3 separate regions of the Mus musculus genome follow, and all the other regions are linked to region 3. A link is a loop called in an ENCODE intact Hi-C map of the cell type or tissue named here. Cell type or tissue: heart. All regions are shown on one strand. Links, peaks and the distances in the headings refer to the core of each region. The heading gives the core; the rest is flanking DNA.

The links. Hi-C counts contacts between places; a loop is a spot of excess contacts. Peaks named below come from ENCODE experiments on the same cell type or tissue, not always from the same donor. Only the 100,000 strongest peaks of a DNase experiment are listed, where the experiment ranks them.
Region 1: it touches region 3 in a loop (2.0-fold over the local background); 1 of 42 quality-filtered maps calls a loop at or near these places.
Region 2: a loop joins it to region 3, with 2.7 times the contacts of the local background. A loop is called at or near these places in 1 of 42 quality-filtered maps.

The regions. Positions count from the first base shown.
Region 1 is chr2:59,765,853-59,773,501 of GRCm38, forward strand. Tanc1 (tetratricopeptide repeat, ankyrin repeat and coiled-coil containing 1) reads left to right here. Exons shown (of 27, transcript NM_198294.3): 6 at 5,280-5,410; 7 at 6,501-6,687. Among named protein-coding and RNA genes, the nearest start is that of Wdsub1, 110 kb to the right of the region's middle. In heart, for the core only: no CTCF peak of the experiment used is centred there; a DNase peak (open chromatin) is centred at 3,409; H3K27ac peaks cover 1,977 bases.
Region 2 is chr2:59,523,827-59,531,475 of GRCm38, forward strand. No RefSeq gene overlaps it. Among named protein-coding and RNA genes, the nearest start is that of Gm39831, 15 kb to the left of the region's middle. In heart, for the core only: no CTCF peak of the experiment used is centred there; a DNase peak (open chromatin) is centred at 3,265; H3K27ac peaks cover 440 bases.
Region 3 is chr2:59,826,004-59,833,652 of GRCm38, forward strand. Tanc1 (tetratricopeptide repeat, ankyrin repeat and coiled-coil containing 1) reads left to right here. Exons shown (of 27, transcript NM_198294.3): 20 at 7,133-7,266. Among named protein-coding and RNA genes, the nearest start is that of Wdsub1, 53 kb to the right of the region's middle. RefSeq lists an enhancer at 2,770-3,358. In heart, for the core only: a CTCF peak has its summit at 4,368 (motif pointing right); DNase peaks (open chromatin) are centred at 2,928, 3,358, 4,398 and 5,138; H3K4me3 peaks cover 1,007 bases; H3K27ac peaks cover 4,000 bases.

The sequences.
Region 1 (7,649 bases), core at 1,150-5,149, 61 kb before region 3:
ATCTCAGGATTTTTCAGTTAAGACTCATGTAATATTAATGATTACGATGGTTTGGTATTGTGTAATAAAATGTGCCAACATTTTTAAGATTTGCAAAACCAGCATTTTCCCAGTTGACCCAATCCACGATGTTACAAAATCTCGCATGGCTAAATGATCCTTTTAAAGCAGGATCAGGCTGGGGGTAGCTCTCTGGTAGAGTGCCAGCCCGTTTAGTATGCACGGTGCCTTGGGTTGATTCTCCAGCACAAAACAGAACAAAACCCATAAAACAGATCATTGGATTTTACAGGACCAGAGTACAGAAAGTTAATTGGTACACATTAAAGTCTGCGCTGGAATTTACCTTTAAGAAATCGCTATTTGTCAGGCATCAGTGAGGGGTAAGAGAATAGCCACACTAAAAGGGTCCTCTGTTTCTGAGGTTCTAGTTCTACAAGACTGCATCCCAAGGCTGACTGCTGTAGCTCAGAACTGTGAGTCCTTGCTTCTGTGCTCAGTCCCCAGCACTGAGAGAGCCAGAAACATGTCTCAGCAGGCTGAATGAGGGGTAAAGGAGAGGGAAATACAGAGGTAAACGAGTTGAAGAACTTAAAGCTACCGTGTATGTAGGTGTACTTTAATGTTATGGCTTAGAAACAGCGAATTAGCACATAGATAATCTGTTAGCAAAATACTGGTTTTGGGAGATAAGGAGGGAATTGTGGTGGCCCAGAATTAACCAGAAAGAAGTTAAAAGTATAACCCAGGCATGGTGGCACACACCTTTAGTCCCAGCACTCAGGAGACAGGCAGATCTCTTGAGTTCGAGGCCAGCTTGGTCTACAGAGTAAGTTCTAGGACAGCCAGGGCTACACAGAGAAACTCTGTCTCAGAACCAAAGCAAGCAAGCAAACAAACAAACAAACAAAAAGAAAAAACAAAGAAGTTGACATGTTTGTAGCAGCAGTCATAGAGACAACAAGTTAAGCAAGATGTAGGCCATGAGTAGAAGCGCCCGAGATAAGGACAAAGGGCCTGATGTCTGGTCCAGGGCCCACCTCATCCAACACAGTTGATCAACAGATATATCCTAGGATCTTTGTGCGCTTCAGCTGTTCAAGGCCACATAGCTAGTGAATGGCCAAGAGTTGTTCACGGTAACCAGTGCGCCGTAGAGAACAAAGATGAGGGAGAGGCTTGCTTCTCATAGATGAGCTTCAGGGACCGTGGAGGAGCCCCACATCACAGAGGGCTTACATATGCAACTTAATAACGGACCTCAAAAGTCTGGGATGCAGGAACAGAGCAAACCCAAACCCAGTACACAGGAAGGAATAACAGAAATCAATGCAACAGAGGCCGGAAAGACAACACCAGGACTCAACCGAGACAAGGAGTTGGTTCTTAAAGAGACACCCAAGGCTGACAGAACAGAACCTTAGCTGGGTGAACCAAAAGACAGAGGGAGAAGATCCCGTTAGTGATGAGGCTCCAGTCCCAGCAGGCATCTAACAGTGTCTGCTTTAAGGAGTGGGGGAGATTATCTGGGAAGGGAACTTGTAAGTGTGGGTCTAAGTGAGAACGTTTGGTGTGCGCAGTAAAGCAGATTTTTTTTTTTCCTGGAATAGTGAGTTTAGAAGACACTATCTGGACCATGAAAATGATAACCAATTACATTTCCGGGAAAGAGAAATACAAGCAGATTTGAAAATACATGTGAATGTGGGGAACAAAACTCAAACGCTAGCGAAGAAGTTCAGCCTGGCTGGAGAAGCTGGCGGGGCACTAACCATCCTGTGGTTCGGAAGGTATTTCTCACGTGTTGCTGGGTTTGAGGTTCACAACCTACAGGAAGTGGGTATGGCCGCATCATTAGTCAGGAGATTGAAGTTCTGAGAGAGGGTCATCCCAGAAGAGGTGTCTGATAGCCTTGGTACGGGGGAATTATCTGGCTCCCGAGATGGCAGAGAAGGAAGGAAAAGGACTGCGAAGGACACCCAAGATTTGCAGTGGTGGTGGTGGCTGTGACAGAGAGTCAGCGTAGAGGTTGTTCTTTGATGTTTGCTTCCAATGCATAGCACTCTGTGTGTGAAAGAGATCCATGGACTTCCTTCTCACTCTCCTCCGCATGGGCTAACTTCCCACAGTGGCTCCATCCTGAGGATCCTATGAGGATGCTATTGATGAGAGCATCACTGTCCATTTGCTCAGCGGGGTTACCTGAGGCCAGTTCTCTCAGTTCTGCATCCGTGCATCATAAATCTGGGACACGTGAGCTGAAATTAGGTACTTCCCCTTTCTGGTCCTTATTCCACAGATATTGGGCAAAGTATCCCCATGATTGATGAAGAAATTGATATTTGCTGTAAGATGAGGACAGCCTGTTTGTTCTGAGATGCCCAGTGGAGTGTAGTTTGATCATTCTGAAGCACAAAGCAGCTTCAAGAAAAATCCTCACCTTAGCAACATAGTGGAGCAGCCCTGGGTGGGCTTCCAGACGCCTCTGCTCTCCCAGCCTGCACTGTTATTCTTCACTCGGGGTGGGGGTGGGGTAACTCTGCCAGAGGGGTAAAGAAGATGCCGTGAGCTAGGCCAGAGAGATGAACGGCTTGGTGAGCACTAAGGGGGTCAGTCTGAAGGGGACCTTCTAAGGAGTCGGTCGCTCAGATGAAGTTTAGAAAAATTAGTGTCCCCCACCGCACCCCTTCAAAGAAATAAATAGAACAGTTGGGAAGCCTTTGGAAGAAATGAAATTTTGGTGATGTTTATGGATGTAAAATGAAATAAAGAATGTGTGTCTCTTCATCTTCAACCATAGTGGGGTTTTAGAGCTTTGGTAATCGCCACACCGAGGCCGAACAGGGAACAGTTAGTTCATCATGAATTGTGATGTGTCTTTTTAACTCAGCCATTAAGCCTGGAGTTCCGCAGTTTTCCAGCTCATCTGAACATGGAGACTGAAGGAGAAGTTTTGTTTGGCAGGGGTTCATTTTTTTTTTTTTTTGAGACAAATGTCTTCCTGTGTAGCCCTTGCTGTCCTGCATTTCCTATGTAGCCTAGGCTGGTCTCAATCCTATAACAACAGTCCCTTTTCTTCAGCCTAAGTGCTATAGGCCTTTACTGCCATGCCTGGCCAACTGGTTGTTTTTAGATTCTTGTAGATCTCTCTCTCTCGCTCGCTCGCTCGCATGAAAACTTGGGGTTTCTACCTGCAGGTTCAGTATAGAGGTAGCAGTGACAAGGAACAGTAATGCCCCTCTTCCGTGTACGGATCCTGCACAGGATCTAGAACTTTCAAACGAGTCCCAAGTGAGCCATAGGCTATGTTTGTCAACAGGGTAAATTTTGTAGCAGCCAAGCATGCATGTACAGCTGCTTTTGGCCTCTAGACCAGCTGCCAACAGGGTGGAGTTTCTGGCTCTTTCCCCAGAGTGTTTCAGGTTGAACCAGAAGCTAGACTTTCTGGGGCTGGAACACAGTCCCAGTGGCACAGCCGTGTGGAGACTGTTTTGGAAAGAGAGGGGCGGGGTGTGGAGTAGAGAAGCTGCTGAGGTCTGTCCCCTCACCCACTCATTTCTCTCTCCATCTTCATCTCATCCCTGCCCCCCAGTCATCTTGCCACCTGAGATAAGGAGCTGTCTGAGCCCCGAAGCACACTGCATGCAGAAGGGTGAGGTTTGCAGGATGAAGGTTGTGTGTGGGAGTGGGGGGTGGGGAGGAACCTATAGAACCTGTTTTCCCGACTCAGCCTTTGGGTGTGTCTGGGTTGTGTTGATTTGATTTGGTTTCCCCCCTCCTTTCCCAAGTGCCATCTCCCTTAAGAATTTGTGGTTTGAAGTCTCTAGTAGGAAGGGACTTTTTCTAGGGTTTTGGTAGGGGTGTGGTTCACCTGCCCTGCGGTGTTTCCCTTCGCCTGTGTTGGAGTGGGCCCATGGATATAATGAGTTTAACCCAAATGATCTGGAAACATCAGGGCTCTAGACACAGAGCGGCCTCACCACTGTTGTTCTAGAGTGACTGAAAAAGATCTTGCAAACAGGCTTCATGCCCTGAACAGGGAGGTTTTCCAGAGCGAGCAAGTGGTGTGTGTCTTTTGTATTATGAAGATGTCACCAGCCTTGTCTGTCTCACAGCTGCCGTTCTGGGTACACGGCATGGCAAAACTGCTGTGTAACCGAGGACCGTCATCCATACGGTTTTCACAAAGGTTTTGCCCACTTGCACTTTGCAGATGCCGTTAGAGCTGAGCATGGCGGTGGTGATGTTAGCTCACAGCATGGCTGTTATCCACCCTCAGTCTCCTCGCTCATTGTTGGTTTCCACATGTTGGCAAAAGAGGTTCAAGCATGTGTTGGCAAAAGAGGTTCAAGCATGTGTAGGTCTCGGTGTTTTGACAAGCCTAAGAGCAAACAGAACCTGGCTTAATTGTCTCGAGACTCACAAATTGTGCTTAAGTTCCAGCTTCAGGAAGCATGGCTAGCTTCTGTGTTTCATCGCACCCCAGTGGGTGCTTTAAGTTGTGACAGAGGAGTTAGAATAATGTTGAAAATAGTTATTTGTCAGCCATAGTTGACAAAATCTAAGTGCCCTTGGGTTTGGGGTTCAAGATTAGTCTCTAGCTGGGCATGTAAGTAACTTTCAACGTGAACGCTCTCTTTAGTACAGAAATCCAGATGAGCGGCCTTGGATCATCCCACCTTTATGTGCAGTGTACCCAGAACCTTTGGCGTGTGGCATGAACAGCAGTACATTAGGTCCTGTCCGTGACTGTTTTCACTGTCTCTGATTCAGGTGGAGTCTTAGATTGGCACCTGAGTGGGAAGTGGGCTTTGAGTCTCACTGCTCTGGAGTGTATGTCCAGCAAGTTTGCCACCCACGTCCTCCTGCACCTGGGTCTTTGCAGCATGCGGTTTGGGTTTTAATGCTGGCCTCCTGTGGCACTGGACAGAGTGCTCTCTGAGGATAAGGTGAAGCAGAAACCCTTCTCTGTGGTATCCTTTTCACGTGATGTAGGAATTGGAATGCTATCAGATAATGACATGGAAAATATTCCTTTTTTCAGATCAAATATTTCCCCTTTTGCATTTGGAGTTTCTCTGTGATTGTTTTTCTCAACCTTTCACAGCCTCTTAATTAGAGCGTTCTGCTGCTGGAGGACGGGCAGCATCGTCAAACTTGGTGCATCTTATAAGGGGGCATAAGAGCGTCAGACAGGCAGCTGGAGTGCCGGCTCGTCCAGATGCGGAAGCCAGAACTCCCCATTCGGGAATCTTCACTGTTGTCTTTCTTTGTTCCAGAAGCGAAGGCTGATAATGAACCGAGCTGCTCTCCAGCAGCTCAAGAACTGTTGACAAGGCTGGGATTTCTACTGGGAGAGGGGATCCCGAGCGCCACACACATAACCATTGAAGACAAAAATGAAGCCATGGTAATGCCAGAGGAAGAAGCTGCATTTCCTACATGCTCAGCATGCACCCTACCGGCACGTGTGGGAGAGTGGGGCTCTCATTACTGTTTGGTCAAATGAGTTCTGGGCACTTGTGTTTTGAAATTTAATACAACAGTTAGTTTCTGGGTCTCAGCTGGGGATAGTGGTGGAAATTGTTAAGGACAAACAGAAGGGATCAGAACTTAAGAAAATGTCCATATTAACCTTACAGCCATGGCCCAGAGAATATCAGCTACATGTCGTCTTGTAATAAGGGTACTTCTGTCTTGAGAGCACCGTTACTCTCACGAACTGCTTTGGTCTGTGGTTTTCTGTGCTCTCTCAGCTGTTGGGATGGGGGGTGAGGGGGAAGTCAGTGGGGTGAAGAGAATATTGATAGGAGATGAGGTAGAGACAAAATGGGAGAGAATCAAATGTCTCACCCTTCAGGGAGACGCACTCCGTCTCAGGGAACCCAGCCACCAGGCTCCCGCCACCTGTGAATGTGCAAGTAGCAGTGCAAGGAGTTGGGACTTCTGCCTCCCTCCACCCAGGGTCTCTGTGAGGAGGCATGGCTGGGGCGGAGGGTGGCGGGGGAGGGCGTTGATGGAGACTGCAGTGGTCACCAGTCTCCTTTCCTGAACACACAGCTTATAAATCTTGAGGAATAAAGTCAGGCTGCCGTGCTTGTGAAACATTATAGAAACATGGTCCCCAGGTTTCCCCGCACAGAGGTCAAATAACCCATTTGTCTTCTTGAGGCTTTAAATGAAAGGAAGTCTGCCTGTTGGCCATCTCTGTTTTATGAATTTGTGTTCCCACTGAAGCATTGCTAAGACTGCCCTTTTAGTTGAAACCTCAAAGGAGGCAACCAGAACAAAGAAAGACACATCTCTTTTAAGCATTTTGGAAAATCGTGTCTGTCCCTATTTAGCTACAGAAGTTAAAAAAAAATGTCTCCGTTTGTCTTGTGTTTAAGTTTCATCATTTTGGCGTCCAAAACAAAAACATGTGTTGAAGCACACATACTGTGTAAGCCGTGTTAACCCCTCCCTCCCTCTCTCCCTCCCTCCCTCCCTTCCCCTTGCAGTGCACAGCCCTGAGTCAAGGCATCAGCCCTTGTTCCACACTCACAAGCAGCACTGCCTCTCCCAGCACCGACAGCCCCTGCTCGACCTTGAATAGCTGTGTCAGCAAGACGGCAGCCAGCAAAAGTCCCTGCGAGACCATTAGCAGCCCCAGTTCCACCCTGGAAAGCAAGGACAGTGGAATTATAGGTAAGAAGCACACTACCTGGCAATGTAACGGCCCGATGCATGGCAGCCGGAGCACTATAGCCACCTCGTGAGAGGGTTCCTTGTGGCCCGTGAAGGTCAAACTGTAGACACACCCCCCGCCCCCCTTACTGCTGACAACTCGGGGGCTGCCTGCAGCCAAGAGAATGAATTTTAGCTTCTCTATTCCTTGATGTTTATTTTATATCACTGCACCCATATGCTTTTTTTTTTTCTTAAAACAAAAACAAAAACAAAACCCCTCCCACCTTCCCGGTCACTTCATTCCTTTGCATTAGGTCCCCTTAGGGCACCACAGCAGGGTAATGAAATGCCTGCAAATAAAGCAGTTTTCACAACCAGATCTCAAGGTTGCTTTCCCGCCTGATGACCTATGGGGCTTGTGTTCTCTGAATGTTGCTTATAATGGGATCTGGTCACTGTTTTGAGGCCAGGGTTTTCTAAGAAAGCCTTCCTGGGCCTCCTGGTAGATGCAGTCCTGCTGAGTTGAAGACTGAATTCTAATGGGCTTGAGCAATATTGAATTAACTCCTTCACATACTTCCTTGTCTAGAAAACCAAGGATTTCAGCTAATTCGTTAGCCCGTAGACCTGTGCGATATTAGAATCCAGTGACTCTGAGAGTGTTCATTTCCGTACCCCAGCCTGGACTGATTGTTCGTATGATCCTGCAGGCGTGCTCAGCGGTGGCAGAGCAGTGATCTAGGGTGTCTGCTTTCCACCAGCAGACGGGTACAGTCGGGTGGGACCCAAAGGCGTCACTCGAGCCTTCTGCTGTACAATCATGTTGATATCACAGTGGGCCTCTTCTGAACAGTTCCCGGCCTTCCCTTTGCTGGGCTATGGCCATGTCTTTGAGGAGCCGTTATGTGCCATCTTTCATCAGCTCCATAGTCACATTAATACGTAGTCAAATAGACCTCTGAGCTCCGTGTTCTCTGGTC
Region 2 (7,649 bases), core at 1,150-5,149, 300 kb before region 3:
AACAATCCAAACCCACACATGGGGTATAGAATAGGTCGGGCACCCCAAAATAAAATAAATTAAAGCCTATCATATTCTCCCTCTTCTACCTCCCTGCCCCCACTTTTAAAAACACTGTGATACCGCACGCAGCAACAAGAAAGTGGACACCCTCACTTGCTTTCTCACTTCCTGAGGGACGAGGGCACAGAACTTCTTCTCATGTAGGGCATTTAACCTAACACTGGCTTCCTGGATAACCCGAGACACAGTGAACACTGACAGATGAAAAACAACAGAGGCTGCAGGGTTGGGAGGGAGAGCAGGATCTAAGATCTGGCACAGAGCTGGGCATGGTGTAAAAAGACTGGTTTGAGAGTCCTAGAGATGGACTCTGCGTGGTGGCCTTGCGCTATCGAGATAGAGATGCATGGCCGTATGGAACGAGGAGGGCACAATTTGTTGCTAAGGTCACACAGAATGCAGTGGTCAGAGGACGAGGTGAGGATTGGTCAGTCCGATACCGAAGTTTTGTGTGAAGTCACAGAACCTTTCAGTAGTGGGTATGCAGCATGAAGTATTCCATTTACAGATGGTCTCATAGCCTGATAGTCTTGCTTACACTGAGTTTGTGCTTCTTTCTGGAACAAGTTTGGGGACCAGCTGTGGTTCTGAGTCCTATGTTTCCTCCCTCAGGGTTGTCCAGATGCCGCCATTGCACACCACGCTGCAAGGATGAGGCGGAGTTGGGGATGGGCGTCTTCACCAAGGATTTTAGCTCTCTTAGGCGATACTCAATCAAACAACTTTCTTAGACCATCTTCAGTGAAACAGCTTGCGTGCAGATACTTTTTGGAGGGTGGAAAAGGGTTATATATAAACTTTGGTGAGTAGGGAGGAGTTTTCAGGGCAAACAAAATCACTGGCTGGAATTTAAAGAACTGTCAATGCCTCGTATGGAGAGGCATTCCAGAAATCCCAGGTGATGCCGGGCGGGTGGGTTCTTACCAGGATAGAGGAAGTTGAACTTTCAGGTTTGCCAAGGACTAGGTGACATTGCTTAAGTAGGAGATTGGGACCGGGCTCCCCAGATCAGAAGGAGAGGAGGAACTCCCACTGCAAATGAGAGTCCTCCATTTTGCATGGATCTCAGAAGAACTATCTAGGCATGGTAGAATTCGACCTTAGTAGCCAGGTCTTCTTAATGTACTAAAGTTTTGTAAAATGTGCTGGGAAACACACATTAGCCCTTTCACATCCAACTGCAGCAAAAGTAGGGGGTACCACGTGTACCCCACCATTTCCTGTAGGACATACTATAAGTAAAATTTCTTTCCAAACGTTCATCTGACGAAAGGAGACTAGCTGTGTATGGGAGGTCTTGTTTTCAGAGACGTGTGGACAGACCGGAGCTGCTGGAGAGCCTACACTGGGCTTTCTCACTTGACAGCCAGAATGAGGTTGCAGAGAAAACCTGCATTCAACACAAGTGTCTTTTTTAACTCTCCAGAGAAAATGAAGCCAGAAATGAGTTTTGTTTTGTTTTGTTTTAATTTGTTTTCATTTTCCTTATGCCAAGCTAAGTATTCCTGAGAGAAAACAGAGCTTTTCAGGGAGCTGGTCCCCCCCGCTCCACAGATCTAATTCTGAGTGATGACTGGTTTTCCTACCCAGGATCTGAGAGAATTCATGTTGACTCTTAGTTAATCTTCAGTTTTACAACCAGTTCAGCTGCTTTTTCTCTTTAACGACCTAAGTATCTGCTATAAAATTTTCCTTTCAAATAAATTGGAGGTCTGGCTTTATTCTGTCCTGAAGTTTGCAGCTAAATATTTATGTATGTTCTGCGGGAAGACAAGAGACTGTGGGGCCTGTAGTAGAACTTCTCAGGTAATATTGAAATGGCCGTCGGAGTCCCTGACCTGTGGATGCTGTGATCTGCCCCAGTGAAAGAGGTGTTGGTTATCAATTTCACCCTTTTAATTTTCTCTAGTTTTTACTTTGCTAGTCCAGTTTTTACTTTTGCAAGATCTGAGATGGCATTGGATCATGCAGGTGTTGGTAAGGTGAGAGAAACCCTTGAAAGCCTCCGGTGAATGCACCTGAAGTGGCATCTAATTTTCCACCCAAAGGGGCCACACTCACTACCTGAGAAAACCAGGAATGATGCAGAACTCCTGTCGCTCCTTTGGATTCTTTTCCTGCACGCACTCATTTCTATCATGAAGTCCTGGGCCATGGCTGCAGGTTGCTGAGAGCAGATGAAGAAAATTTCTGGGCCTCCTTCACTGTCTCCTTGGAAACTTCAAATTTAGTTTGCTGTGGCTACAACATTCCTCAGGTCGGGCGGTGGTGGCTCACGCCTTTAATCCCAGCACTTGAGAGACAGAGGCAGGCGGATTTTTGAGTTGGAGGCCAGCCTGGTCTACAGAGTGAGTTCCAGGACAGCCAGGGCTACACAGAGAAACCCTGTCTAGTAAAACAAAAACAAACAAACAAAAACAAAAAACAAAACAAGATTCCTCAGGTAACATGCCGAGACCTGCCAGGCCTCCTGAGAAGGAAGACTTCTACTACACCTCAAACCAGGTGTGTACTTCTAGAACATTCTTAGTACCACACACAGACACACAGACACACACACACACACACACACACACACACATTCTCTCTCTCTCTCTCACTCACACACACACACATCATCATCATCAAAACAAACCTCTCTGACTTCAGCTTCTGACCATGAATGTCCTTTTCTGGACTCTGGCTCTTGCCATCCCTGTAATAAGAATCTCTGTGGCTAACCTTGGCCGACCTGCATAATCAGGTATCCATGCATCTCAGGATCTTAAATCAGTCACATGACAACTACCTTGTGTGAGCTAGTTCATTCAGAGACTTCCAAGACCAAAAACAGAGGTGATTCCGTCAAACATAATCAGACCCTGCCAGGTTTTCTCAGCCTAGCCAATCCTGGAGTTCAGTGCCCCGACCCCAGCAGGTTTAAGCCTGGCCAGCTCTTCTAAGGCTCCAGGCTGCAATCAGTCCATGAGCTCCTGCCTGGCTTCACAGCATCGATGCAGCTTGGAGGCCTGAGCATCAGGAAGAGTTTTATAGGTCAGCGCAGGAATTTCAATCTCGGTGTCACGGACACAGTGGGTAAGCACAAAGGGAACACAGTTAAAATGTGCTTATACTTCGGCCAGCCCCCATTCTTTCCAAGGCCTGGCTTCTGAGGGTGTAGCTCCACGGGGGTGGAGCTGGTCCAATTTCATGCAGGACAATTCTGGGAATTCTAGGATGCTTAGCATCCCAGACCTTTGCTCTATAAAGTCTCGCCTCATCCTCCTCCCCACCAACCATTGTGACAATCAAAACAGACTCCCACGCACTTCCTAATGACCACTAGCAGGGCGGCATTGCCAAAAACCTCAGGCAGGACGATGCTTATCTGTGTAGTTGAAGGTCCTCAGGGAGAAACTGTTTCTTAGAACACAAACAAACACTTGGTCAGGTTTTAAATGCTGGGTCCCAAGTAAAACCCTAAACTCTGAGGGCTAAGGTGGCTCCTGGGGAGGTTTGTGGTGGGGGAAAAGGAGCTGTCAACTTCTCCATGATCCCCACTGCCAGCTTGATGACCTCAGTGAGAGTTCAAGGCCAGCCTGGACTACTTGAAACTGCACTTCAAAACAAAAACAAAACAAAAGCCAAGAGGTGCTCCCCACTCTTCTTGCTGATGGGTTGATGCTACGTTTCGATATGGTTTGTCCATTCTGAAACTCCTGTTGGAAATTTGGCTGCTACTGTGGGTGTCTCAGAAGGTGAAGGCTTTGATGCAATAGTTAGAGGAGAATTACAGCCTTTCCTGAGGGACTGAGTGTACGTTTGAGTGAGAAAGTTGTGATAAAGTGTACCCACACCCCGTGTTCCATCTCTTACACAGATTGCCCTTCGGTTCTCTGCTGTGTTCTGACCCACACACGTGGTCATGGATTCCAGAGTCACGAACTATACCCACCGCTACACTTTTTAAGTTACAAGGTCTCAGATGTTTTCTCATAGCAACAGGAAATGGTATATGATTGCGTGTAACTGATTTATCTTCTCTGATGGGGTTTTGTGGGGTTTTTTTAGAGCTTCCTCCATGGGAATCTTTGTCACAACTCACAGTACCTAAGAATGCTTTACATGGCCTGAGGTCATGGCCCCGCATCCCTATATCCTTGGCAATGTACATGTATGTCCTATGTACATACAGAGAGGATAAATATGTCTTTCCATGGAAAAGAGGGCAAAATCTGGAAGTCCATTTTTGTTCCATAGATGGTGTCCACGGCCTAACTTTGAAATATTATGCCTATCGCAGCTCAACACGGAGCTGAGCCTTCCATTGCAATATCCTGCTATGGTTACAGATTCAGAGAGCATTTCCAGGGCAAACAATGTAAGAGATGATGCTCAAGTGCTAAGAATCGCTGAGTCCCTGAGTTTTAGGTTTGTTTGTTTTGTTTTGTTTTGTTTTGTTTTTCTTTTATAACCCTGGCTGTCTCTGAACTTGATCTGTAGACCTGGCTGGCCTTAAACTCAGAGATTACCCCTGCCTATGCCTCCCAAGTGCTTGGATCAAAGGCATACACCATCACCACCCAGCAGGTTTTCATAGCTTTGACAAGAGTATTTAACTCGTGTGTGTGTGTGTGTGTGTGTGTGTGTGTGTGTTCGTCCCAATCTGTTTTCAAGCTGAATATTGGAGATAGTTCTTCAGATTCCCTTGCGCAGTAGAGCAGTTAACAAGGACTTTTTCTCCCAGTCAAAACTCTGGGAAGCTAGGCATGGCAGTACATGACCATAGTCCCAGCATTCAGGAGGCTGAGGCAGGAGGGTCATGACTTTAATTCCAGCCATGGTGACACAGTGATGCCCTATCTCAAAAGTAACATAATATAAATGGGTTCCTTTCTTCACAACTTAATGTCTTAAAGGCCAGAAGCCTGCTACGTTGTATCACTCTCTCCTCCAAAGGGCTTTTGGGACCCAAGTAACTTGCCGTTCATTTTGTGCATAGACTCTCCAGAATGTCTGGAACACAGAGGAGTGACTAACAACTGTGATGAAAACAGAATAGCCTGCTTTACAACAGCAACCTCTGCAGCAGGACTTCACATTTATAAACCATCGCTCATACAGTTTCTCCTTTGAGCCCTATGAGGCAAGCCACTTCCCACGGGAAGGAAAGCTAAGACAAAAGGAAAGACTAACAGTGGGAACTATTAGGTACTGAGTGGGATTCTGTAAGGACGTTTTTGTTGACTTACTTAAGACTGAGAGTGAACAGAAACAGTAGACCTTGTTATTCCAGTAGACCGGGCTTCAGAAAGGGGCAGTGACCGGTCTAAGGTCACACAGCAGCAAAGTGTCTCTTTCTGCAGTCCCACACATTTAGCTTTCTCTCCTGAACTAGAATTTGATCAATAACTTATAAAATGCCCTGCTATTCACTCTATGTCTGGGGGGAGGGGAGGACTTAGGAATTTTTTTTATCCACTGCTTTTATTGAATATTAATGCCAGAAGAAGACAGAAGGCTAAAAGGGGTAGACCTTTATGGTTCCCACTGTTGGCGTTATTTAAGGCTGGGTGAAGAAGCATGGGGGTTTGAAGAAACAGCCTTGCCTCTCATTGCGTGGCTTTGTAAAATTGGTGCTTTGGGACCAGAACCTCGGGGTAAACACCAAAGCCTTTCAAGTGAGACAAACCCCAGCTTCCAGTGCCTGTGTTAGTCGTTAGGAGCCCAGAGCACACAGCCCACAGGAGGCTGGTGGCGTCAAGTTCAATGCTAGCACTGTCCTGTAAGTACTTCCAGAGGCTGCTCTCTGCCCTTTGCCAGTTGCACATTAAACAACTTCCTCAGCCCAAGGGGCCCCTCTGGCAGTTCTCCTGCTGCACGGTTCTTTCTACCCCATTCATTCTCTCTTGAGCTTTAGGGAACCTCAGCTCGCTCCTTTTGCTGCATACAGAGTTATGTGCGTGCGCGCGCGCACACACACACACACACACACACACACACATGCTTTCCTTAGTCCTTTGTATCGCCGACCTCAATACCTCGAATCCCAGGGCAGCCGTTCATTCGTAACACACCGCATTCTTTGCTGCCCTTTGGCACCGTTCAAATATTCTCACTGTCAGGCCTCTCGAAAGCCTGAGTTGCAGTGGACTGGATAGTCCAAGTTCAGATGCTGGATAATTGGCTGCCCAGACCACACAACAGAGTGAGGATGGGCCAGCCAAGCCTGACAACTCAACACCTTTCCAGAAGGAACCCGAACCACCCAGGGCCATGCCTGAAGCTTTCCTTGACAGACATCCCAAGACCCTGGCGTTCCAGCATTCAGAGGTTCCCACTGCAGTTCCACGGTTGCCACACACAAGCCACGTTAGAGTTATTGTACAGTACCAGTAACTCTACAGCTGGACAGCACAGCCCATGGCACATGGCAGCAGGGAGGAGCTGAGGGGTCCACTTTCACCCGACCATCACCCCCTTCCCCTTCTCCTCTGAGCAGTGTCTAATAACAGCCTTATTCTTAACAGCTCTAAAGTAGAAATAATTCAAATAGCCATCAGCAGGATGAAAGACAAACTGTAACCATCCCTACAATGAAACAGACAACAAAAAAGAAAGTAATTTATGTTGCACAGAAAGCAGCCAGATTTAAAAGGACACTGTACACAAAAATAAGAACAGGCATGCTAATTTGTCAAGGGATACAGCGTAACTTTTGGGGGTTGTGAAAAAGACCTCTCATGTCCTGGTTGGTATTTATATGGCTACATGTGCATTTCAAAATTCTGGAACTTCTCACTTAAGATCAACGCAGAGATGAGAGTGTAGTTCAGTGGTGGAACAATTGCCTAGCATGCTCAAGTCCCTAGGTTTGCCCTCCAGCACCTCTGAAAAAAAATTATAAATAGTATTGTGTTAAATTTCACGTCAATGTGAAATTACATGTTTTATATTTTTATATCATTGTCATCATCACCATCATCACTGTCATCGTCATCATCATCATCATCTCAGTGCATCATCACCAAGGCCAATGGCTTCAAGGAGAACTGGAACAGGGTTTGTGGCTGTCTGGGATGTACCAGCTGCTCTGTGACTCCGATACCTCATGGTGCCCAGGAGAACTGAGCATCTGCTGTTCCAAACCTGGTGACTCTGCACTCATGACTCAGACTGACTCCCAACTTGCCAGTTCTTTCTACTGCTGTTTCTATCTTTACTCTCCACTGTCATTTCAGTTTTTCTTCCTTCCCTGATCCCTGCAGGGCATGAGGTTGAATGATGATTAGCTAACCCTTCCCAATGGCACGGTCTCTGTGGGAACCAAGGGTCTGTCCACCTAAATCCAGTAAGGCTGAAAGCCTCTGGTCTGTCTTCTTAGATGTAGAGTTACCTCTGCCTGTACAGTTTTTCTGCGTTGCCCTTAAGAGCAGATGACAGGGGCTCATGATACATTTCATGGTAGAATCTGGCACCTGTGTGGCTGTGTGGGTGGCTGAGTACTCGAGGTGCCAGAGTCAGGCATTATAGTTATCGATGGCTCTGCCATAGGGCAGCAGTGCCCTTGCCCGACCCTTGCCCCTTTGTATATTTGTAGGTTGTTT
Region 3 (7,649 bases), core at 1,973-5,972:
ACCTTGCTGTGTTCAATTTGGTCCTTACGACATTCAGGGTTTGGTTTTGTTTTGTTTTGTTTTGTTTTGTTTTGTTTAAGACTTATTTATTTATTTTATGTGAATACACTGTTGTTCTCTTCAGACACACCAGAAAAGTGCATCAGATCCTACTACAGATGGTTGTGAGCCACCATGTGGTTGCTGGAAATTGAACTCAGGACCTCTGGAGAGCAGTCAGTGTTCTTAACCACTGAGCCATCTTTCCACTCTCTTACTTCGTGGTCCCAGGCAAGCTGGTGAGCTTTTCTGGGAACAGATAAGACTAGCTAGCACGTGCCCCCCAGGAGTTGTGTATGAAATGGTTTCATGGATACAAAAAAACACATTCAGGTTTTTTAAATACACACATAAGTGTGTGTATTTACTTAAAATGCTTGGGACCAAAAAATTTTTCAAACTTGTGAGTTTTCCAGAGTATATGGGTGTTTTCATAACTAGCAATGTTCTAAGTTGAAAACTTGGAGCATAGTTAAGCAGGCATTTTTGAAGAGTTTCACAGTTTGGCTTTGAGGATTTGGGACACTCACCCTTTCTTTGTTCCCCCCATAGCACATGACCAGGTGAGAGACTAGAGAAAAGGCATGTGTCCAGTACTCTCTGGGGTCTGTTGAGAATGTGAAACACTGACCTAGAAATGTGACATGCCTTCCTGCCTTTCCTCGGACACCCACTGTGATGCCCTCCACAGGACTCTGTCCACCTCATCTTGTGCTGAGATATCAGGGAGAGAAAGACAGACCATGATACTTGTTTTCATGGCCTCGGTGACCTTAGGCACGCCTTTGGTGTCTTGGCAGATAGCTGAATCTATCCGAAGTGTGAACACTCTCAGCGTGCTTTGGGAGTGACAGCTGTTCAGAGCTGTGGTCTTCGTTCAGGTGTTAGAGGAGCAAGGTGTTTATGAGATAGGAATAATGTCATCTGTGCCTTAGGATGTTATGTTCCCGATGCTCCCAAGGCATAGTTGAAATAATATCAGAATAGGGTCAAAAGTGGGGCAGGACTCAGATCCAGATGTGCGTGCAACACATTGGTACTGATGTGCTCGTAAGATGTTCTGCTGTTCTGGTCTCAGGAGCCCCATGGCCAGAGTGAGAAGGGAACACAGCCATTGCACGCTGTTCATACTGTCTGTGGGAGAGCTTGGTAGCCCTTTGGGGGGCACAGGATCTTGTTCTGGTCTTTTCCTTCTAAAGACATCCACATGTCGTTGTTTGTGAATTCAGTGTCTTTAGAAGAGACCTCCTAGAGGCAGCAGTGAAGGAGCCAGGAACTCAGGTGGCATCCACTCTCTAACTTCGTGGTCCCAGGCAAGCTGGTGAGCTTTTCTGGGAACAGATAAGACTAGCTAGCACGTGCACCCCCAGGAGTTGTGTATGTGGGGCTGGAGGGATGACATTTGTTATATTACTTAATATCTTAGTAGTAGTAATAACTTATCATAAGTCTAGCTGCATGTAACAGCTCTTGAACATCTGTCAGCCGCTGAGCACTGCAGAATACCACAGGGTAGGTTCTATTTAACCTCAAGGAGCACATAGGAGACCGCTGTCTAGTACACTTGCGTGAGGTTAAAGGAACTGAGCTACACAAAGTTCTACCTCTTGCCCTAGATCACAAAACAAATTCTCCTAATCTACTGGCTTCTAACCCGGCCACAATGAGGTGGCCTTTCTGAGACCCCGCCCCCACTGTTTACTTCTAACTGCTGCCTTCCTTTTTATATATATATAAATGGGAAAAGCCGACATAACATGGAAATAAATTGCACAAACAAACACACACATCTAAACAAAACTGGGCTGTTCTGCTGACGATGACCTCATGGCCAGAGGAAGTGTGTATAGCAGCAGGTGCAGGCTCTTGCTTAAGAGCTCAGGGGTGTTCATGAAGGGCAGTTGGCATTTTCCATAGGTAATATGTAAAAGGTAGTTATCTGGCTTGGAGGAGTGGTCTCTATCACCTTCCCTCCAAGCCTCCACGTCAGGTCTGAGAAGCAAGTAAGGTGCATCCCTGGTTCTCACCCTCAGGGCAGCATCCCTGGTTCTCACCCTCAGGGCAGCATCCCTGGTTCTCACCCTCGGGGCAGCATCCCTGGTTCTCACCCTCAGGGCAGCATCCCTGGTTCTCACCCTCGGGGCAGCATCCCTGGTTCTTACCCTCGGGGCAGCATCCCTGGTTCTCATCCGCAAGCCCTGGACCACTGCAGGGGCCCACCCTGTGTGTGCTTGAGTGACAGCTCTGTTAGAACACTTCATAAACAGCCTTGTCTGTGATGAGATGACTGTGTTCCCAGCAAGCTGACAGTTGAGAGTTGTTTCTTTTTTTAAAATCAAATCTTTGCCCGGAGAACTTCAATATGTAAAGGATTCTGCCAAATGATCCATTTTATGGTGCCAAGGAGTGTTTCTCCGTGATGTTTTCAGTGAGCTCGGATGGCTAAGTGTCAGTTAGGTTTTTCCTAAAATGAACATCTGCCGGGACGAATCTGCTCGTGCTCAGAAGACAGCGCTGCCAAGGTGAAATCACTCAGGATTGTCAGGATAGGGAGGGGATGTGCTTGCTTTTGGTTTTTTTTTTTTGTTTTTTTTGTTTTTTTTTTAATTCAATCACACAGATGATATCTTGTTAAGCGATTGCCAAGTAAAAGCACTTGTGCCTGGCTTCAGTGCCTCGTGTTCACAGGGACTGGGGCCTTTCCTTTCACGTGTCCTTGTGTTTTATTGGCCAAACACAAAGCAGCAATGTCCTCTTTCCCACCCTGGTCCTGCCTTTCACACCCCACCCCTGCCCCCACTCCTTTTTTGTCTGATGAAGCCAAGTTCACTGACCCTCATTAGAGCTGGGGCCAAGGTTGGCTTTCTCAGCAGGATGGTTGGAATTCCTGAGCATAGCTTGTTTTGAGTTTGTTTGTTGTAGCCCTCCATGCTTCCGAATATGGGAATGTGGTATCCTGAAATCCTCACCTCTGTGGAAACTTGAGATGCATCCTCGCCTGGGGAGTTTGGTGATGGAGCTAAAAATACTCACTCTGGGTAGAAGAGGAAGCCAGTGCTCCAGTGTCTGTCATCAGCAGTGTCTCCTTAGGAATTCCTGTATAGAACCTGATCTGGTTTGAGGCTGAGCAGAGTGGACCTGCGCTGACAGGTTCTTAATCGCCCCCCCCCCCCCCACAGCAGGTCTGCACTAACAAGCACACAGCAAATCAAATCTGGCTGTGGAGAAAGAAGAAGGTGGGAATCTGACCCCGTCGCCAGGCCTGGCAGGGCGGGCACGCTTGTCAGCTTGTCAGCTGCTCCAACGTCCGGCTTCTCTGCTGGCTGGTGAAACACACGAATCCTATTTTTAGCGCAGGGCTGTCTGATGTGTTACTGTCAAGACTTCAGCAGCAGCTGCAGCAGAGATTCCAGATTCCGACTTAAAGGCACCCCGTTTCTCAGTGGTGAAGCCCCTTCACTAAATGAGAGGGGGGAGTGTTGAGTAGGTGGACCATCCAGTCTCAAATGCAAGACCGGACTTGTCTCTTTCCGGGGACTCCTAGGTCTCGGTGTGCAGACACATGTGTGCACCCCTGATTTCTTTCTCCTCCTGCTTGGGTCCAGCCATGGAAAGAGGAGGAGAGTCCCTGAGTGGAGGAGAGTTCCAGAGCAGCAGCTGGCACCCAGGTCTTTTATGGCCCACTTGAGGGCTCCTGCAAGATCAGTTGAGATAACGTATATTATAGGAGAAGAAAACAAAACAATTTTTATATCCTTCAGAACCCCTAGGGGAGGGACAGACTTTTGTAATGAAAGGCACGTCAGCTGGAGCCATGCACACCAGTGTTGCTCTCCTTGAGGCAGAGGTGCACATGACAGAGAAATGAGCATGGCTCACAGGGACTGCACAGGCCCAAGCTTCGGACTCAGCCTCTGCATAGGCTGTGAGACAGAGACAGGTAACATGGGCGAGGCCACACGTGTGAGGTTCTCCAGTGAATCCATACCTGATCCTCCCTAAACAGAGGAGATGTCTATCAAGGGAGGGTTCCCACAGGGACATCAGCTTCCCACATAAAGCGGAGCAGCTCGTCCATACTCAGCGCTTCTTAGGACATCTGAGCATCTCAGTATAGCTTCTCTTTCTGCCAGAGGCAGGTGTGGGTGCCGTATACTTGTGCTAGAGCCTGTAGTTCCTGCCTGGCTTCTTACAGGGACTGAGGCTAGCTCTACCACTTCCTTGGAGAGCGGAAAGGGTCCAGTGCTACTTCCTGGAGCAGCGTTCTACCACTGATGCCGAAACAGTGCCCTTAGGGTGTGCTGTGCTTTGTTTGTGGAACACGTTGACAGCCAGCAGATGTCAGCCTATGCGTCCTCATGGTCAGGCCTGAAAAGGCTGGTGTCAGCTTTCAATCTGCTGCCTCCTCCGGTCCCCTGACTTGCTCCTTCTGTGCTGTCCGCTGCAAAATCAAGAGACTTGAGGTCAGTTAGAACAGAGTCCCTTGAACACGTTTTCCTGGAGAGGTGTGCTGACCTACTTCCTGAGAGAGAAGAAGGTGTTGTCACTGAGTGAGGAGGAACTCACACTGAGCGAGAGTGGTCTGGTGGGACCAGGCCAGCAGAATGCCCCTCACCTCCCCAGCGAGAGGGGAAGCTACTGAAAGATGGACAGTGCCGACTGTAGGGTCCACATTCATGCTCAGGGGCTTGGGACCAGAAATACCATGAGAACCGGCTTGTCTTTCTGGAAAGAGGGGCTGCCTGTTCCTGCTGTCTTCCTGGGCTTTAGATGCTAGGCCCCCGAGATGAGTCTTCCTGGTAATCTGCTCCGTCCCACGGCTCCTGCCTTGCTCCTTACTCCCTGCACAAGGCTGGGATGGGACTCGGGTGATATTAGCACTCTCAGAACCAGCTGTCTGGTCTGCAGTGTCTGTGTCTCTGTCTTCTGTCTGCCTGTCTGTCGTTAGTCCATCTGTCTGTGTCATGGTTAACCTCAGTCACCAGGGCCATGTATAAGGGAAGCTGGAGTAGTTATGGGCAGAGGTTTAGGAGCCAACCCTGGTGGCATAGTATTTATAGAAGGCCCCAGGAGGAGCAGGCATCAGGCAGCTGTGTGGGAGGGGCCTGGAGAGACAGGTCCACGCATGCAAGTGTATGGGAAGCAGCCTCCTTGATCACAGGTGTCCGAGGTTCTCGTCACCATATCCCTAGCTCTGATGAGGAGGCAGATCTTGGGTCCCACTCTCTCCAAAAGGAGCGTTCAAGGTCCCTTCTCCAGACTGCTCTTGCAGTGTGGGCTTTTACTCACTGAGTCAAGCATGTAAGATGGGTCTGTTGTGTTGTCAAGTTGTGTTTAGGTGTGGGGCATGTATTTTCATAGATGTGTGAATTTCCCACCCTATGATAACATTGTTCGCTGGCGTCTCCCACTACTGACAGCAGTGTGGGTAGTGTCCGGCTTGAGGCCTCGTGAGGAACACTGCCACACAAGTGTGCATTCACCCGATCTGACTCCCAACTGCTGTCTCCTGCCGTCATTCCCACCAGTGAGGAGTGGGTGACCCCTCGTGCATCTCTCAGTTGCATCGGCTGCTGAGGAGGCCGGGCACTTTCATATGATCACGGGCACCGCCTTGCTTTTGTGAAGGGTTTGTTTCTGCTGTTTCCCATTTGTAGCTGAGAAGTCCACCTCTTCCCCAACCGCCCCACCCCCCGATCGTGGGGATACTGCTGTCTTCTGGAAGCTGGAAATTAAGGATATATTTAAAAACAGTCTTCCAAGGAGGCACGGGAATGGCACCACAGGCTTAAGCTGCTTCCTCCTCCTGGCAGCAGGTCACTCCCTTCTAGGGAGCATCTATCCTGTGCGGCTCAGAGCCATGCTGCCCTACAGGGCTTGACATTAGTGTACTGCCGCTGTGCTCAATGGATCCCAGCGATCACAGAACCCACCCTGATTAAAAGGGCAAGGGTTGTCACTGGCACCTGCTATTGTCTTTTCTTGGACACGTGACAAGGCAAAAGCCAGGATGGAGGTGAGGGGAGGGGAGGCACTGACAGTCACGTGAGCACTCTTTCCCGCTGGAGCTGCACTCCACACCACACCCAAGAGGCATCCACCCCGCACCTTATTTTTTTCTCTTATGATATGGGATTTTAACTTGTTAAAAGAGGTTTTATGGGCTAGAGAGATGACTCAGTGGTTAAGAGCACTGACTGCTCTTCCAGAGGTCCTGAGTTCAAATCCCAGCAACCACATGGTGGCTCACAACCATCTGTGATGGGATCTGATGTCCTCTTCTGGTGTGTCTGAGGGGAGTGACAGTGAACTCACTATAATTTAAAAAAAAAAAATTTTTTTTTAAGAAAAAGTTTTACATTCCGGCAAAGCAGGAATGATGGGTGCTTTTGATTGTCTCAGTAATTTTTTTTATTTGAAAAAGCTTTTGATTTTTGTTTATGTTTTTATATGTGCATACCACAGGAATGAGGGGGCTCTGGAGGCCAGGGAAGGGTGTTAGGTCCTCTGGAGCTGGAGTTACAGGTAGTTGGTGAGCAGCTTAATGTATGTGCTGGGAACTGAACTGGGGGGCATATCTCCAGCCCCTCGATAATTGCATTTCACTGAGTGGACTTGCACTTAAGGCTAAGAGGCCAGCTTTCAGTATAGCACTAGTCTGCCAGTGATATACTTAGTGAATCTGTGGTTTAAACAGAGCATGGTACGGCCTGCTAAGGTGTCTTTGCCCTCATGGCTCTAGCTGGTATAGCTTGACTTGAGTTGGAGGCCTACCTAGGACAGCTGACACATGGCTGGCCCAACAGTGCTGGCTGTCCACTAGGCTGTCAAGTCCAGGTGGCCTCAGCTTGGTCCTCGTGGGTCTCACCCCAGAGATCTTCAGTCTTCCTCACAACTTAGGGGCTGGCTTCCAGCGCAGTGCAAACTGCCCATTTCCAGAGACCCAGGGCTTGACATTAGTGTACTGCCGCTGTGCTCAATGGATCCCGGCGATCACAGAACCCACCCTGATTAAAAGGGCAAGGGCACAAGCACTGGAGGTGATAAGGCACTCGAGGCCCTACTGACAGTCCCCTCTTCCGTCCCTGTCTAGCCCTGACGGCCGCTGCTGGGAGAGGAAAGGTGGAGATCTGCGAGCTGCTGCTGGAGCGTGGAGCTGCCGTGTCTCGGGCCAACAGGAGAGGGGTTCCCCCTCTGTTTTGTGCCGCCCGCCAAGGCCATTGGCAGGTACCCAGGGGCCCCTGGATGCTTCAGGAGCGGTGGGTGGGGATGGGGTTCACTGTTGAGACCACCTGTGGCCCATGAGGCTCTTTCTCCTCCCTGCCTTCCTCCCATGTCCTTGTGACTGCTTCTCAGAGGCCAGCATGACAGACATGTACAGCCAGCAAGATGGACTGAAAGCCGTGCCAGAGGCACAGTGGTTCCCTTAACTCCAAGAGGACTAGACTGCAGTGGTAGAGGGTTCACTGTGGCAGCGTGTCTGCCGCTGTTATTTTTGTAGTGTGTTCGTACACTGAAAGAGGGCTGCCATGGGAGTTCTTCTTGGACTAGCCATTCTTACACCATCTTGAATTCAAGGGAACAGGGCATCATTGTCCAGCAGCTTCTTC